3 separate regions of the Mus musculus genome follow, and regions 1 and 3 are each linked to region 2. A link is a loop called in an ENCODE intact Hi-C map of the cell type or tissue named here. Cell type or tissue: left cerebral cortex. All regions are shown on one strand.

Region 1 (5,000 bases), 110 kb after region 2:
AAACAGGAAGGGATAAACAAGAGGTCATGGTAAGGAAGCAGCCTTACTGGGAAGCTAGGGCTAAAGGCCCTCAGGTCCTTCTGAGACAGCTCAGGTTCCAAGAGTCATAGTTCAGGGTCAGACTTTTGCATACTCAAAGGTCTGAAGGATATGAAAGAGAAGAATAAACACTGTCTGTTAACCCAGGCTGAAGAAAAACTATATAGCTGGGTGTAGTGGTATACACCTTGGATCCCGGTACTTGGGAGGTAGAGGCAGGAGGATCTCAGTTAGAGGGCAGAAAAGGAAGAGGAGGAGGAGGAAGAAGAAGAGGAGGAAACAGATATGATATGAGCAAACAGCTGGAAGGGCACCCACCCCAGGCCTTTGTGCTCATTTAAATCAGTAAGAAACACAGAAACAATAGAATCTTAATTGAGCAGGAAGGCAAATGTTAGCATAGTGTGGATGATTTGGCTTATTTGTTCAAAGGAAGCAGGAAAGACGCAAACACAGTGAGGTGCACTGGTATTTTTCACAAGTATTCTTTTTTTGTTTTTGTTTTTTCGAGACGGGGTTTCTCTGTGTAGCCTTGGCTGTCTTGGAACTCACTCTATAGATCAGGCTGGCCTGGAACTCAGAAATCTGTCTGCCTCTGCTTCCCAAGTGCTGGGATTAAAGGAAGGTAACTGGGCAAGCCAAGTAAACGAGGTATCGAGCAGGATTTTTCCATGGTGTCTCCTTTAAGTTTCTTCCCCGGCTTCCCTCAAAGATGAACTGTAACCTGTGAGCCAAATAGCCACCCCCACAAGCTATTTTGGTATTTTACCATGGCAACAGAGAAACAAACTAGAATACCTGTCATTCTCACACAAAATGGGCACAGCTGTGTTCCAATAAACTTTTATTTGTAGATCCTAAAATTTGACTTTCATACAATTCTCTTGCTACTTTCAACCCTTAAAATGTAAATTCTTAATTTCTGGGTAATTTGTGATTTGACTTATGGACCATCTCTTGCTTAGCTGTGCTCTGGAAATGAAGTAGAAGCCAACTGTAACTTATAACCTTTGGTCATTGTTTTGGTTAGGGCTTGAATTGCTGCAATGAAGACACCATAACCAAAAACCAAGTTGGGATGAAAAGGGCTTATTCGGCTTACACATTGTCCTTCATTGGAGGAAGTCAGGACAGGAACTTAGCCAGGCTGGAACCTGGAGGCAGGGACTGATGCAGAGGCCGTAGAGGTTCTGCTTACTGGCCTGCTACTCATGACTTGCTCAGCCTGCTCTCTAATAAAATCAAGGACCACTAGCCCAGGGATAACATCATCCACGATGGGGCCCTCCCCCACTGATCACTAATTGAGAAAATGCCTTACAGCTAGATATCATGAGGCATTTCCTCAACTGAGGCTCCTTTCTCTCTGGTGACTCTGACATGTGATGACACATAAAACCAGACAGTATAGGCATTATGTGTCTATGTCATATAGTGACTCGCTAATGCTCAAAATAGTATTCCCCACACATTTTGTGCTATTGAGACACGTTGGTGGTGGCATTTTCTTAATTTTAATGGACACCCCCACTCCAACCCCATTGCAACAGTGGCTTTATGACTGTTTTGTTAAGTCTTGTGTTTCCTATGCCATCCTTCACACATAATATTTGCTGTTTAAACTGTACAGTGTAGTAGGTTTAGCATCTTCCCAAAGGTGTTAACAACTAACTTTATGATATTGTTCATCACCTGAAGAAGAAAGTCATTTCCTATGCTTTCTGCCCAGCTTTCCGCACTCATTAGCCAGCTTTCTGTCTCTGTTACTTTGCGAACAGAGTTCATATAGATAGACTAACACAACCTGAACCTCTTCTGTCTGGCTCCTGCCTAGTATAATGTTTTCATTGTTCATGTATGCTGCAGCATGAATCTGCACTTTGTTCATTTTTGTGGCTGAGTAACACCCTTCCCTTTGTATATACCATATTTTGTTTATGGCCTTCTTAGTGTCTGGACACTGGGTACTTTACATTTTGACTACCGTTAATAGTCACAAGCGTTCATGTACAAGTTTTTGTATAGACATGTGTTTTACACTTTCCTGCGTATAAATCTAAGAATGGAATTACTGGGTCAGATGGCAACTCTGTTTAAACGTTGAGCAACTCCCCAATCAACGCCAGTCTTTGAGAGCTACTGTACCATGACTGCCACCTGGTGGGCAGTGATTTTATTGCACAGTCTCATGCAAGGCATTCTGACTTGAGGGACGTAAATTTCGATAGGAAACACTTGTCTAACGGTTTAAAAAAGTAGAATATAAGAATTTGGTTTGTGTCACATTTATAATTTGTAATTTGGGGAAAATGTACTGCCAACCAAACTAGAAGCCCAACCAGAGCCCCAGGAGAAAAATCACACCAACAATCTGCCTGAGGAAATAACACCAAATAGCCTGGCCTCAGTGGGTCCATGCACACAGCTGGCTTCCAATCGGGTAATTCCTCCAGTGAAAAGTGGGGCATTGTTAGAATGCCGTGGCACCATAACTGCTGGTGCCACAGCCACAGCTTTCATCTTTAAGGGGCTAAGATGGTTTACTCTGGGGCCATTTTGAGTGACCAAGGCTAGGAATTCAGATTTAAGCCACCCCAAACTACTTGCTTCAAAGTGGAAGCAGATTCATGAACATTTATAGATTTACAGAACAAAGTCATAAATCAAGGCGAGTTGGAAACACATGGAGGGGTACTTTAGAGAGGCGGTTACAGCAAGCTTGGAGGTCGTCCTTTCTGTACGTCTTCAGACGCTGTCGGATGACATTCTTAGCCTTGGAGTTGGTGCAAGCTAGGGGCCTACTCAGTTAATAGATTCCCAAGGTTTTCATCCGTTAGTCACAGGATGTTAGTTCTGACACAGGTGAGCAAGGAATGGCTGTTAGGAGTTGTGACTAAAGCAAGCCTAAGATAAACTAAGTAGCCGTTGGACCTGTAACATTCCCACCCCCACCCCCACCCCACCCCCACCCCCACCCCCACAGGACTGACATTAGTCAGTCAGTCTCTGCAGACCGCTTCTTTCCAGGAGTTCTCCCTCAAAGCAGCAAGAGAAGATGACAGAAAGTACTGTAGGTTTCCAAAGATAGCGTGTGGAGAGGTTAGATAATGGAAACCATAGAAAACAAAGCTTTACATTATGTCAACAGTGATAGGACAGACACCCAGACTCACACTGCCACTCTCATCAGCCCGAAGGGTTCCCCTAGACATTTACGGGCTTCAACCCAAGTCAAACCAAGATTCAACAGTGTATGTCATTTTAGGACTCTCGGGAACAGGGAAGGACATTTTATTAAAGGTATTATGATACAGGACTGAGCCAAGTGCAGTAGGCCTCCTCCTGGAACAGTAAGCATTGGCCACGTACAGCATTATGGTGGCTCTCCAGTTACAATGTGAACCCACTCCTCCCCCTCTTCCCCTTTCTGTGAGAGATCTGTGGTAGCTGGAAGCTCAGAGGTGATTCAGATGGAATTGCAATCTGATAAAGGAAAAGCAGGAAGCCACCAGAATCACCTGAGGGGTTAGTCTCTGTCCTCTGTAAATGGGGACAAGAGAAAACTTTCTAGAAACTTCAGGTCTACAGCTGTGTGAAAGGAGAAAGGTCTTAAGCAGTTGGGAACTGTACTAGAATTCTTGCTGTTTGGTAGGAGAGACAGGCTTCAATCAGATCCTGAATGCAGGGTTCCTTCCCTTTCCTCAGATCTTCCCAGCCTTCCTGGCCTGCCACAGATCACCCTTAGTAGCTTCTTTGGTATCTTTGGTGGTAGCATTGTATCCAGTTCTTGATATTAGAAATGTGTATGCAAGCCGGGCAGTGGTGGTGCATGCCTTTAATCCCAGCACTTGGGAGGCAGAGGCAGGAGGATTTCTGAGTTCGAGGCCAGCCTGGTCTACAAAATGAGTTCCAGGACAGCCGGAGATATACAGAGAAACCCTGTCTCGGGGAAAAAAGAGTGTTAAAAAAAAAAAAAAAAGAAATGTGTATGCATACGGGGCACCTGGAAAAGAGAAATTTATAATCCGCTGTGTGGCACAGGGTGTGTATGTGTGTGTGTATCTGTGTATGTGTGAGTGTGTGAGTGTGTGTGTGTACAGAGCGTTTTCCTCCTGTTCCCTCATTTTAGTGGCTTTCTGTTCAAACTAAACCTCATGCTAAAGTGTCAGGTTAAGTACTTTGTACTCTTCCTCTGCACAGTGAGTGTCCTGGCTTTTACAGCAAAAGGGACCTTGATTAGATTGATATACGTACGTTAAAGATCTTGAAATGGAGATACTATCTCAGAACTGTGTGGGTGGGCCCCAGGCGATTCTTAGAGTCACTGTGAGCAGAAAGCAGAAGCCTTTGAGGACAAGGATGACAGAAACAGAAGCTGAAGGTGAATTAGGAATTGGCTGTGAGTCTGGGATATGGGTCGTCTCTAGAAGCTGGGGCATACAAAGAAATAGCATTTTCTCTCCGGCCTCCAAAGCAACGGAATCCTACTGATTCCTCAATATTAGGAGCTCTGATCCAATAAGTTTAATCGTTTTCTTTTCTTTCTGCGTGTAAGTCACAGTTTGTGCTGTGCTGACACAGCAACCATAGGAAAGTAGCACAGCTCATCTTTAGAAAACATCTAAAGGCAAATTGCATCTAAGATCATTTTAATCTCTTGCCTCAACCCCTCACTGTGGTGTTTCCACCAATCCTGCCTCTCCCTCATGAGCCTTGCCCAACCATAACCCTTCCTTTCTACTTTAAGGAAGCTGTCTTAGATCACACTTGGAATTCTTTGTAAATCTTGACCTTGCTGTCAACTCCACTTCTGTCCTCCAAAAGACCTAACCTCTGACTGCATGACCCACAGAAAATAGGCTTGATGTTGGCTACCCCACAGACTGTCTTTGCTTTGTTTTGAGTATTGGTTAATGGCTAGCGTTCTTTAAGGGCTCATTGTGATCTACAACTTGGTTCTT
Region 2 (5,000 bases):
TTGAAAATGTGCATTTCTCACAAGTTCCCTGCTTGCAGAGCTACACAGAGACGATGCCTTGTGATCACAGGGGCAGAGGCTGGGGTGGTGTAAAAGAAAGCAAAGGACACCCTTAGACACAGAGCTTGCAGTAACGGTAGATTCTAGAACCTCTGGAGCAGTGCAGCTTTGCCAGCGTCTCAAATGGGCCGTTGTTGGTAGCCTCAGAAAACTAACATAGCAAACAAGAATGCAAGTGGCCACACGGAGTTCTATATATTTCAATTCATCCATAGTCAAGATGTGCTTCAGCAGACAGCTTTCATTGTAAAAACAGTCAGATTTCCAAATCCAGAGTCTCTTTAATACTGCCTCCCCAGGCCCTTACTACACTTCATACTGCAGGTGCAAGATAATTTGTTTTAAGTTTCTGTTTGGTGTCTCCACCTTCAAATGGGACTCCCTGATTCATAAAGAACAGCTTCCTGTTTCACACCTAACAGGAAAAAAAAAAAAAAAAACAGTTGCAGCTGAGTGACTTACACCGCCCCACCCCCAACACCAGGTGGGGAGTGACATTTCAATTATATGCAAAAAATTAAGTACACTTTATCATTTGTTTCTTATTGGATTGAAAGATAAAAGGCCAACTTCACATTTTATGCAGCAAGTCTTGTTTTCTTTAAGCGAATAAAACCAAAGTATAATGACCAACGTATATATGAATCTCACCACTTGGCATGTTAATTTAAATTTTTAATTTTTAAAAAGACCTTAGTCCCACCAGATTTGGTAATTAAAAACATGTATCTTTCTTTTATTTCAAGCTAGTTGTTAAAATCTCAAAGTCCTTTTAAAATATCTGTACCGAAAAGCCAACTTTTGAATGTAATAGGTAAACAGGAGCATTAAGGTAACAATTTCAATTCACATTTGATTCATAAATAAATTGCAACAAAATTCCAACCACTACTTTCACCAAAGATTTGACTTTATATTATCATGAGTTTATAGTTAAGCTGAATAACACAATTTTCATTTCAGCAAAATCAACACACAAGCAATATACAGCACATACTTTTGAATACAATTAGCCAAACATTAACTCATTATATGTACTTTTAAACTGCTTGATATTAAAGTTATCCACAACTGTAGGCTGATTTTTTTTTTAAGAGCACAATGTAGGGAGAGGGAGTTTAAGTGGGAAATGACCACAAAGCATTTGTAAACTGCTGAGTCCTGAGTAAAAAGATAGAGGAAAACATAAATTTCAAGAAAATCTGAAACACTAAAGTTAGTTGTCCACTAATGCTGACTTTTCAGTGAGTCATACTTGCCTTCCTAAGTCAGTTTTACTGAACATATGGTGAAAAGAGTTAACTGTTTGGTAACTTCAAACCTTATATTCATTTAAACTGGACAAAAATATATACTACAGCTGGCAGAAATGCTATACAATGCTTAGAGCACACAATATCGTGTGCACAAGGCTCGTCTGACATTTATCTGATAAGGAACTGGAAAATTGTACCGTTTATAAATACCTTCTAAAAACTCAAGTTTCCACTTCCAAATCCAAACTTCCACCAGAATCAAACAACTTGTAGTGTGCACAGCATTTTTTTCTTGGCACCAGGCTGAGCTATCTGTGGTCTATCCTCAACTTCCTGCAAATTACCAAACTTCTGTCCCTTCCGCGTTGCCTACTCAGTCTGAAGCACTGAAGTTCTAACTTTGTAACTTTTTAACTCAGAATACATCTTTTGACAGTATGTACTAAAAGGAAATACCGTGAATACAAAGATCTAGATTGGAAAAAAAAAATTTTTTTTCCAGGAAGTAAGGGATCTTAGAATATTCTAAGTCCCACGCCACTAGTAAGAAGTGTGGACAGAGCTCAAAAGCATTAATCCCCGATCCTCACTCTTAAATTAGTTAATTTAGAAGAGTATCTATCTAAAGTCAAAGCACTTTGTTTAACTAGCCAACATCTAGGAAAGCCATCACACTTTGTTACCAAAGGAAAAAGAAAAAACAAAAAACATTTTTTTTTTAAATCCTGCGCGTAGCAAGCCCCCAACACACCTGGCTGGTTCACTCAGTCAACGAAGGGCAGGGAAAGTTCCAACCATAACCGACCAGCTCCAGACAAAGCTGACGGTCCAACGGCGGCGGGCACTCGGGACTGTTGCGGCCGGAAGGTGCCCGCACCTGAGTGCACACAGCTGGCGGGCGCCGGGCGCGCGGAGGCCCGGGGCGGGGCGGCGGGCAGGACCGCTCGGCGCTGGCCCGCCCCGGGCGCCTCGGGCCGGACACGCCGGGCCGCGGAGAGCGCGAGGGTGGCCGCTCGCCCGCCGCCCGAGACACCTGTTTGGCCGCGCCGGCGCGGACGGGGACGCGGACCCGGGCGGCGTTCCCGAACCCTCAGTCGCCCTGCCGCCGGCAGCCGAGCCCCTGGACCCGCAGCCCTCGGGCGCCTCCGCCCGCCGTCCCTGACATCAGCCCCGGCTCCCTCTCGCCCCTCCCGGAGGCGGGGAGGAGGACGACCCCCCACCCGCGACCTTCGCTGCCCTGGCCCGCCGCAGCACGGGCAGGGGCCGCTAGCCTGGGCCGCCCGCGGCCGCCCAGATCATCTCCCGGCGGCGGCGGCGGCGGCGGCGGCCGAGGCGGGCCCGGCGCGCGCTCCTGCCGCTCGCTCCCGCCGCTCGCTCCGCCCCTCCCGACCGCGCGGCCTGGACCACGGCCCGCCTACTGCGCAGCCGCCACCCAGGGGTCTCGGAGATGCTGACGTCCCGGCTGCAGCAGCTGCAGCAGCAGCAGCAGCCCCGGGGAAGGGCGGGGCCTGGGCAGAGTGGGCGGGGACACCGCGACCTGCGGATGCGGGGATTGGCCGCCGGGTGTTTGCCCCGCCCTCCTGCGGAGTGGGCTGGGAAGTCCCGGCTTCCCCGAGCTCAGGGTTTTTTTAGCCCCCTTCTGGTGAGGTTGAGTGTTCTAATTCTCTCAGGAAAGCAGAAAGCGAAATTAGCAGGGAGTACAAGTAAAGAACTGCCTTTTAAACTGTTGTCTGTGGAACAAACCTCAACGTCACGCTGACCTCTAACCCAATCTTAGCCCCCCCCCCCTTTTTTTTTGCCTCTTTTCCTTTCACAGCATTCCTCTATCCTTAATAACAAGAGATTTGGCATAATGAAGAGTGCTCTGTAACCAGATGTGTGCCTCAGAAGAACAGAGAACTCATATAGTGACAACGGACAGAAAGCCTCTTGGAGGAATGTGTGTAATGGCATTTTACTTCTGTTCTGCTATGGCAAATACTTAAGAGTTTTACAAACTCAGCGGGGAGTGGTGGTGCACGCCTAGCACTCGGGAGTTGGAGGCCAGCCTGGTCTAATAAGTGAGTTCCGGGACAGCCAGGGCTATACAGAGAAACCCTGTCTTGAAAAACCAAAAAAAAAAAAAAAAAAAAAAGAGAGAGAGAGAGAGTTTTACAAACTCGTCTGCTCTGCTTTGGCAAAGGTCCTGTGTACCAAGAAGCTATCTTTGTGGCAGCAACGGAAGTGGGTTGCCACCTGGTGAGGCAGCAGGGAGTGGAAGTAAGATCTAGAGACCTTAACCATCATCTGCAAGGCCAGGCCCCCGGATGGAAACACTGTGCCCTGCTTGATAAATGTTCAAACTATGCAGTTCTGAGCACACCACAGCATAGCTATTAAAAGTGAGGGTTTTGGAATAAGACATTTAAGCTTTATCTGAATCCACTTTCTGCCTCTACTATTATAGATGCTAAGTTGTAAAGAACAGGTATATTCTGGTTATGATTGTAGACAAGGAGCTGTGTGTGGTGATTTTTGTTTATTAAGTCGTGAACCAGCCAGATATCACGGCAGGAAACAGAAAGCATATTGGAGACCTAGCCGAACTCGATTTTATATCAGTCACTGAATAGCCCATTCATTCATTAATCCATTAGTCACAAGAAAGAATTGAGCCGTTCATCGTCGTTCATTCGGTAAGTAAGGGGAGAGTCCTAACAAAATCAACACTTTTACTTAGCCTCACCCTCTAACACATGATAATCGAGATCAGAGTCTGGGGAAGAAAAGCCACATTCCAACCATAGTAGGCTGGGATCTAGGTGATGAACCAATTCATTGTGTGTAGTTTTAGGAAGCTACTGAACGGCACCAATAAATCCCCCCCCCTCAAAAAAAATTCTTCCAAAGGAAGTTTAAAACTTGAAACAAAGCTAGGGATTTGAATTCAAAGGTCTCCTTTTCAGATGAGAAAATTGAGGAAAGAATGAGAAACTGATAGGACAGGCCAGAAAAGAAGAACAGGTGAGTGCCCTTTCTCTGGTCCATGGCCCTCCAACTTCTCTCCCAGACATCCTTAGCTCCATCCTTCTCTTTTTCTCAGCTCCTGCTCAGGCTTAACTCCACCACACACAGACAAAAAAAAAAAAATTGCCATGCATAAATGTAAAAGAAAACTGCCTGGAAGTCCAAGTGTTCTAAATATAAAACCAACCTCAGAATTCTATGAGTCCCGAACTCTATTAAGAGTTATAATGACTAAAGAATAACATCATTTTAACAAAGATAAGAAACACCCCCAAGGATAAGTTCTAAGTTTAGGCATAGTCATATTTAGCAAAATCACAGGCAAAAAGGAATGGAAATAGAAACAATATTGGTCAAATGACCACTCCCTTCCTTAGGTTTTTGGTGTTCTTTTTTTTAAAAGAGTCACTGTTTTATGAAAACAATACATGCATATGCAGATTCAAAGCATGTAAGCCAAACAAAAATGCAGATAAGTTGTACAGATATAGGATGAAATAATGTAATAATCAAAAAGTTCTGTCTTGTTTTCTTTTAAACATTTCTCTAAAACTAAAATAAAAAATATCTCACAAGAGTGCATACTAGTTCACAAATTATGTATTTGACACATATTCTTTTCTCATGAAAGGATATACCCCAAGTCCTTACTGATATAAACAATTCCTTGATGAACTT
Region 3 (5,000 bases), 200 kb before region 2:
TACTCATCAGTCTGTTTCCCCCCCCCCCTTGGTAATTTGTCCTTTTCTCTATGTTTTTTGGAGAGTTTTTTTTTTTCTCTTTCTTTTTAATTTGGTGTTTAGCTATAGATTGTGTATTTAGATGTATATTTAATAGAATTCTTGATTTTTAGACTAGTATCTTTTATTATTTATGGAGATTTTTCTGGCATATGGCTTTTGACACATTTTTTGGTCCAATCTTTCTTCCCCTGGGCTTCCGTGAACCTTAGAGTACCGATTTGCCTTTTAACGTTTTCTTGTCTCATCTTCCTGAGTCATAGTGTTCTGTGAGCGATACTTTTCTAGTCTGCTTTCCAGTCCCCTGGAAAATCTTTTTTAGCTGTGTAAAATCTGATTAGGGTAGCTGGGCGTGGTGGCGCACACCTTTAATCCCAGCACTCGGGAGGCAGAGGCAGGTGGATTTCTGAGTTTGAGGCCAGCCTGATCTACAGAGTGAGTTCCAGGACAGCCACCAGGGCTATACAGAGAAACCCTGTCTCGAAAAACCAAAAGAAAAAAAAGAAAATCTGATTAGGGAAAGAATTTACTCTATACTACTTCCTCACTTAAAAGGCTTCCATTGTCAGCCCAGAATGTTTCTCAACTGAGAACATAAACAATGCTAACAGCTGGAAGCTCTTCCGTGGATCCTGTTTCCTATGTGACTGTGCATCTCTCTCTCTCTCTCTCTCTCTCTCTCTCTCTCTCTCTCTCTCTCTCTCTCTGCACCCAGCAGGATCAGGGTTTTTCATCCGGGTTCTGACAACAAACTTACCCCTTCCCTTGAGTCTTTGCTCTGTTGTTCCATCTGCCGTGGCATTTGACATGACAAGCTTCTTCTCTTCATACAAGCCTTAGCTGAAGAATGATCTCCATAGCAACACCATCCCTGACCACACACTCTTCTCTTTTCAGAATTCCGGGTCATTCTATTATCCTGCTTTATTGTTTTTAATGATGATATCACCCTCTGAAGATATTTGTTTCATTTGATTTATAACCTGTCCTCTTCTAGTAAAAGGAAGTCCACGAGAGCAGAAATCATGTTCCTTTGATCTGCGCTTCTAGTCCCTAGTACCTAAAAGAGTGTCCAGTAGAGAGTTGGTCACTAATAAATATTTGCTTGATGAATAAATGAAGCAATGAATACTTGAATAAACATATAGAGGTTTCATGCAAAGTGTTAATATTTCCCTTGCAACTATGCTATTTGACCCTCAAAATGAGTCACTCATATACATGTAACTCAAATTACTGAATTCTGTCACTAGGGGGTTTCTAAACTTTTGAAATAATATTTTCTTTGTATCCTGGTGTTTAGTTATATAATTACTTTGCTTTTATGGGTAGATACACCTGACCTATTGACTGATTTTTTTTTTTTTTTTTGGAAGAAGCATTTTTAGTTTTCTTGAATGTTTAGTCGTAGTCACAGAATCTGTCACTTCCGCGTATTAGGATCACAGTGCATGTAATAATTAAGAAATGGCCTTGTTTGCTGGGAATAAACCTGAGGGTATTGGATCTATATGTTTGGTGTGGTTCTGTCCAATGATCATAAGGTATACATTCAGTAAATTCTTGATTGGCCCGACTCATAAAGATTCCTGTGACCAAAATTTTACCAATCATTGGTAGATTACAGAACAGCTAGTGGCCTGTCACTAGATCTTTCAACACTGCTAATCTTAACACTTTTCAGGGCCATCCAAGGTTAGTTAATTAGAAGGAAATGAGACGCTGAGAGATGGCTTCTTAGATTTTTCACGACTTTGTGGTTGTTGAGGGAAGTTTAGGCCTTGGGAAGGGGCAAGTTCCTATTTGTAGAGCTGACATTTAAAGAGCAGAGCTTGCACGTTCATTACAGCCCTCTGCATTGGCACAGATAGGAGCTTTTGTAACGCTGCTGTGGTTTATGAAACTATTCTGTAAATGCAGAAAATAAGTTTTTCATCTATTGGAATACTAGTCTCTATTCAAAGCTCCCCAACTGGCTTCTGCTGATTTTGAAAAATGGATTTAGTTGAGATAACAGTTTCTGTTCTGATTTTATGCTAGTTTTAAAAAGAAATTAATCTTCCTCAGACTCTCCATCTGTCTTCCCTTCCTAAATTACCTTAGTAGTGTGGTTTTTATAAAGTCAGCATTATATTTTCGGTGCTTTTCTGGTATGTATATACTTAGATAACATATATACACTTTTCACCATAGTGATAAGACCAGCTGTGCTAAAACGCTTTTCAAAGTAGCATTGGCTTCTATTTTTCATATCAAAAAATCAGTTTATATATATAAATTATTAAGTCCACGCCTCTTCCTGCTTAAAACAAAGGATGCTGACCCCATTGGCTCATCCTGACTAGCTGCACAAAGCTTTATTTCAGCAGTTCATTCAATAATGTTTTTGAATATGCATAACATTCTAGGTTCTTGATGCATCGTGACAAGAGTGGTAAAGATTCAGGACCTTATGGAAACTGCATCTTGTTTGCAATAAATAAAATAAATAAGGAAGTTAGAGAAAATATTTGAAGATGAAAACCCCTACTACAAGAAAAGAGAGAGACGGATAAGAAGCAGTACAAGAATGGAAAGATATGTAAAATGGATGGATCTGGGAATGGCCATCCCAGGATGAAAGATGAGTTCTGCCATTTCCATAGGTAGACGGTGCTTGGAGTGTGCAAAGCTAAGCAGAAGAAATGCCATTCAGGTAGGAACAGCAATGGGATGGGGAAGGAGATGTAGCCACTCAGGCTTGTAAGATCCTTGGCTTTCCTGAACAGTGAAGCTGGGAACCGCTGGCTGTGTTTTGAACAAATTTGTGACACTGTCTGAGTTTCTCTTGGAAAAAGCTGTGATCCTCTGCTGAAGATAGACTGTCACAGGGACAGGGCTGCAGTATGGACACCAGTAAAGGGATTCAGGCAATGGCAAATGGTATTTGAAGATCTATCAGACAACACTCCTTAGGAAAGGAAACATGCAACAGAGAACACTGTATTACAAGAAAATTGATGCTAGAATCACAAAACAGATTGCATATCTACCACTGGGTTTTCCTTTATTGAGCTTCACTGAACTAAATTTCTATCTGGACTATAAAACAAAACAAAGCTGCTAACCTGAATATGTATTTTAATATGCAGTTGCCAAGAGCAAAACTGGACTCTATCACTTTTCCTCTCTGCTCAAGTTATGATCATCAAATACTGAGATATTGTCAGTGAAATCACCAGATGTAGGGCACAGTTAAAAAGAGTTCCATGACATATTTGGCTTTCCTGAAATGAAGGTGTATTTATCTTCTTTTGGTCATCAACAAACACTCTGTAGTATACTTCATAATTTCATTGAGAGAGACCAGCTTATAAAGTCAGCAAGGCACATATCTGATCTGGGTGTCTATACTTGAGTCTTTCCAATTCCTCAGCTCTCAAAGATCTAGTCATACTAAGAACCTTTACGTTCCCTGTGAGATCTCAGATTTCCTGGATGCAGTTCTGTGTGAAAACTGATTTCTTTTCTTGGGGAGGACCCCTTAGCACACCCTGTGACCCAGTCAACTCTAATTCAGTTATCAGGGTTCATGGTAGATAACATCTTTTTTGGAAGTCTTTGTCTCCTTCCGCCTGTACTTTGCTTGGATTTCCATGGTACTTCAGATAATCCTAGCACAGGACTTCCTATATTTTAAATGATTGTTTTCTGCTTAACCACAAGATGCTGAGATAGCAGATGCCTTGTTTTATGGTTAGGTCTAGAACACCTAATGTATATCTGGTATGCAGCACTTTTTCATTACAAAAGGACCAAGTCCTCCTTACACTTTTCTGCAGTATCTTTAATTCTGCCCATCTTTCAGAGCAAATATTAATCAGCCTGTTATGTGCTAGGTATTGGTCTAAGTGCGGGAGACAGAAATGTCTGTGACATATAAAATCCTTTGTTTTGTTTAATGAAAAGATCAAAACATAGAGTGAGGTCAGTAAGAAGTTTCAGGGGATAAAAGTGCTTGCCATTAAGATTGGCAACCTCAATTTGATCCCAGGACTTGAGTGGTAGAAGGAGAGAAGTGACTTCCATGAGCTGTCCTCTGATCTCCACATACATCTTTGTCTCTCTCAATAAATTAATTTTGTGTGTGTGTGTGTGTGTGAGTGTGTGTGTAGCAAAAAAGAAAGAGATTTGACCTCTAGAATTGGATTTCTTGATCCTTGATTTTATGAAGATGTCAAACACAGCAACATCATTTTAATACCCATTGGCATGGTACTTATTTAATCCTTATTTAATATGTATTTAATACCTAGTAGAGTTGCTTCTAGCATTTTCACCTCATGATGAAATTTACAAATACAAATAGTCTAATTCTCTAAACTTCAGTTAAAAGCATTTTTCTTTAAATATGAGATGTCTGCTACACACATGCTCTCCTATGCTCATGGAGTAATGGGCTATGTTTATTTCAAAGGTTAGTATGTAAAGTAGGGCTGGGAATTAGTAATAATGAACTCATGTTCTAAAGGGAGTCTTCAGAGTCAGAGCACATGTTTATAATTTATCATTTCTCATTGCAAATGGGGCCAGCATTGCAGCCAGCTTCGTTAAGAGGAAACAATATTAAAGTTTAATCTTAGTATTTCACAGATGAGATTGTGAACTGGAACTAATCTTAATCGGGTTAGCTACTGTGCAAAATAAATGGTTTCCCAGAGTAACCAGCTAGAATTATGGTTACTCAATCGATTTTTCTTTTTAAGACAAGGTTTTGCTCTATATAGCCTTGTAGCCTTGGCTGGCCTAGAACATGCTGAATCTAGCTTCAGACTCACAGAGTTCCACCTATCTTTGCTTCCTGAGTGCTGGAATTAAAGGTGTATATTACCGTAATGTTGGTAGATTTTTAAACAAGAATCATAGTAGTGAGACTCTCATTGGAAGAATTTTATATTTTGTCAAAATGCTCCCCATAGTAG

Evidence for each region. Peaks named below come from ENCODE experiments on the same cell type or tissue, not always from the same donor. Only the 100,000 strongest peaks of a DNase experiment are listed, where the experiment ranks them.
Region 1: it touches region 2 in a loop (2.1-fold over the local background); 10 of 42 quality-filtered maps call a loop at or near these places.
Region 3: a loop joins it to region 2, with 2.3 times the contacts of the local background. A loop is called at or near these places in 3 of 42 quality-filtered maps.

What each region holds. Positions count from the first base shown.
Region 1 is chr6:7,730,444-7,735,443 of GRCm38, reverse strand. No RefSeq gene overlaps it. Among named protein-coding and RNA genes, the nearest start is that of Gm46950, 8.7 kb to the right of the region's middle. In left cerebral cortex, a CTCF peak has its summit at 2,203 (motif pointing left); a DNase peak (open chromatin) is centred at 2,197.
Region 2 is chr6:7,842,462-7,847,461 of GRCm38, reverse strand. It overlaps C1galt1 (core 1 synthase, glycoprotein-N-acetylgalactosamine 3-beta-galactosyltransferase, 1), which reads right to left and starts at 2,238. Exons shown (of 4, transcript NM_052993.3): 1 at 2,068-2,238. In left cerebral cortex, a CTCF peak has its summit at 2,941 (motif pointing left); a DNase peak (open chromatin) is centred at 2,835; H3K4me3 peaks cover 3,099 bases; H3K27ac peaks cover 513 bases.
Region 3 is chr6:8,040,555-8,045,554 of GRCm38, reverse strand. All of the region lies in intron 27 of Col28a1 (collagen, type XXVIII, alpha 1), which reads left to right. Among named protein-coding and RNA genes, the nearest start is that of Gm35384, 43 kb to the right of the region's middle. In left cerebral cortex, no CTCF peak of the experiment used is centred here; a DNase peak (open chromatin) is centred at 2,043.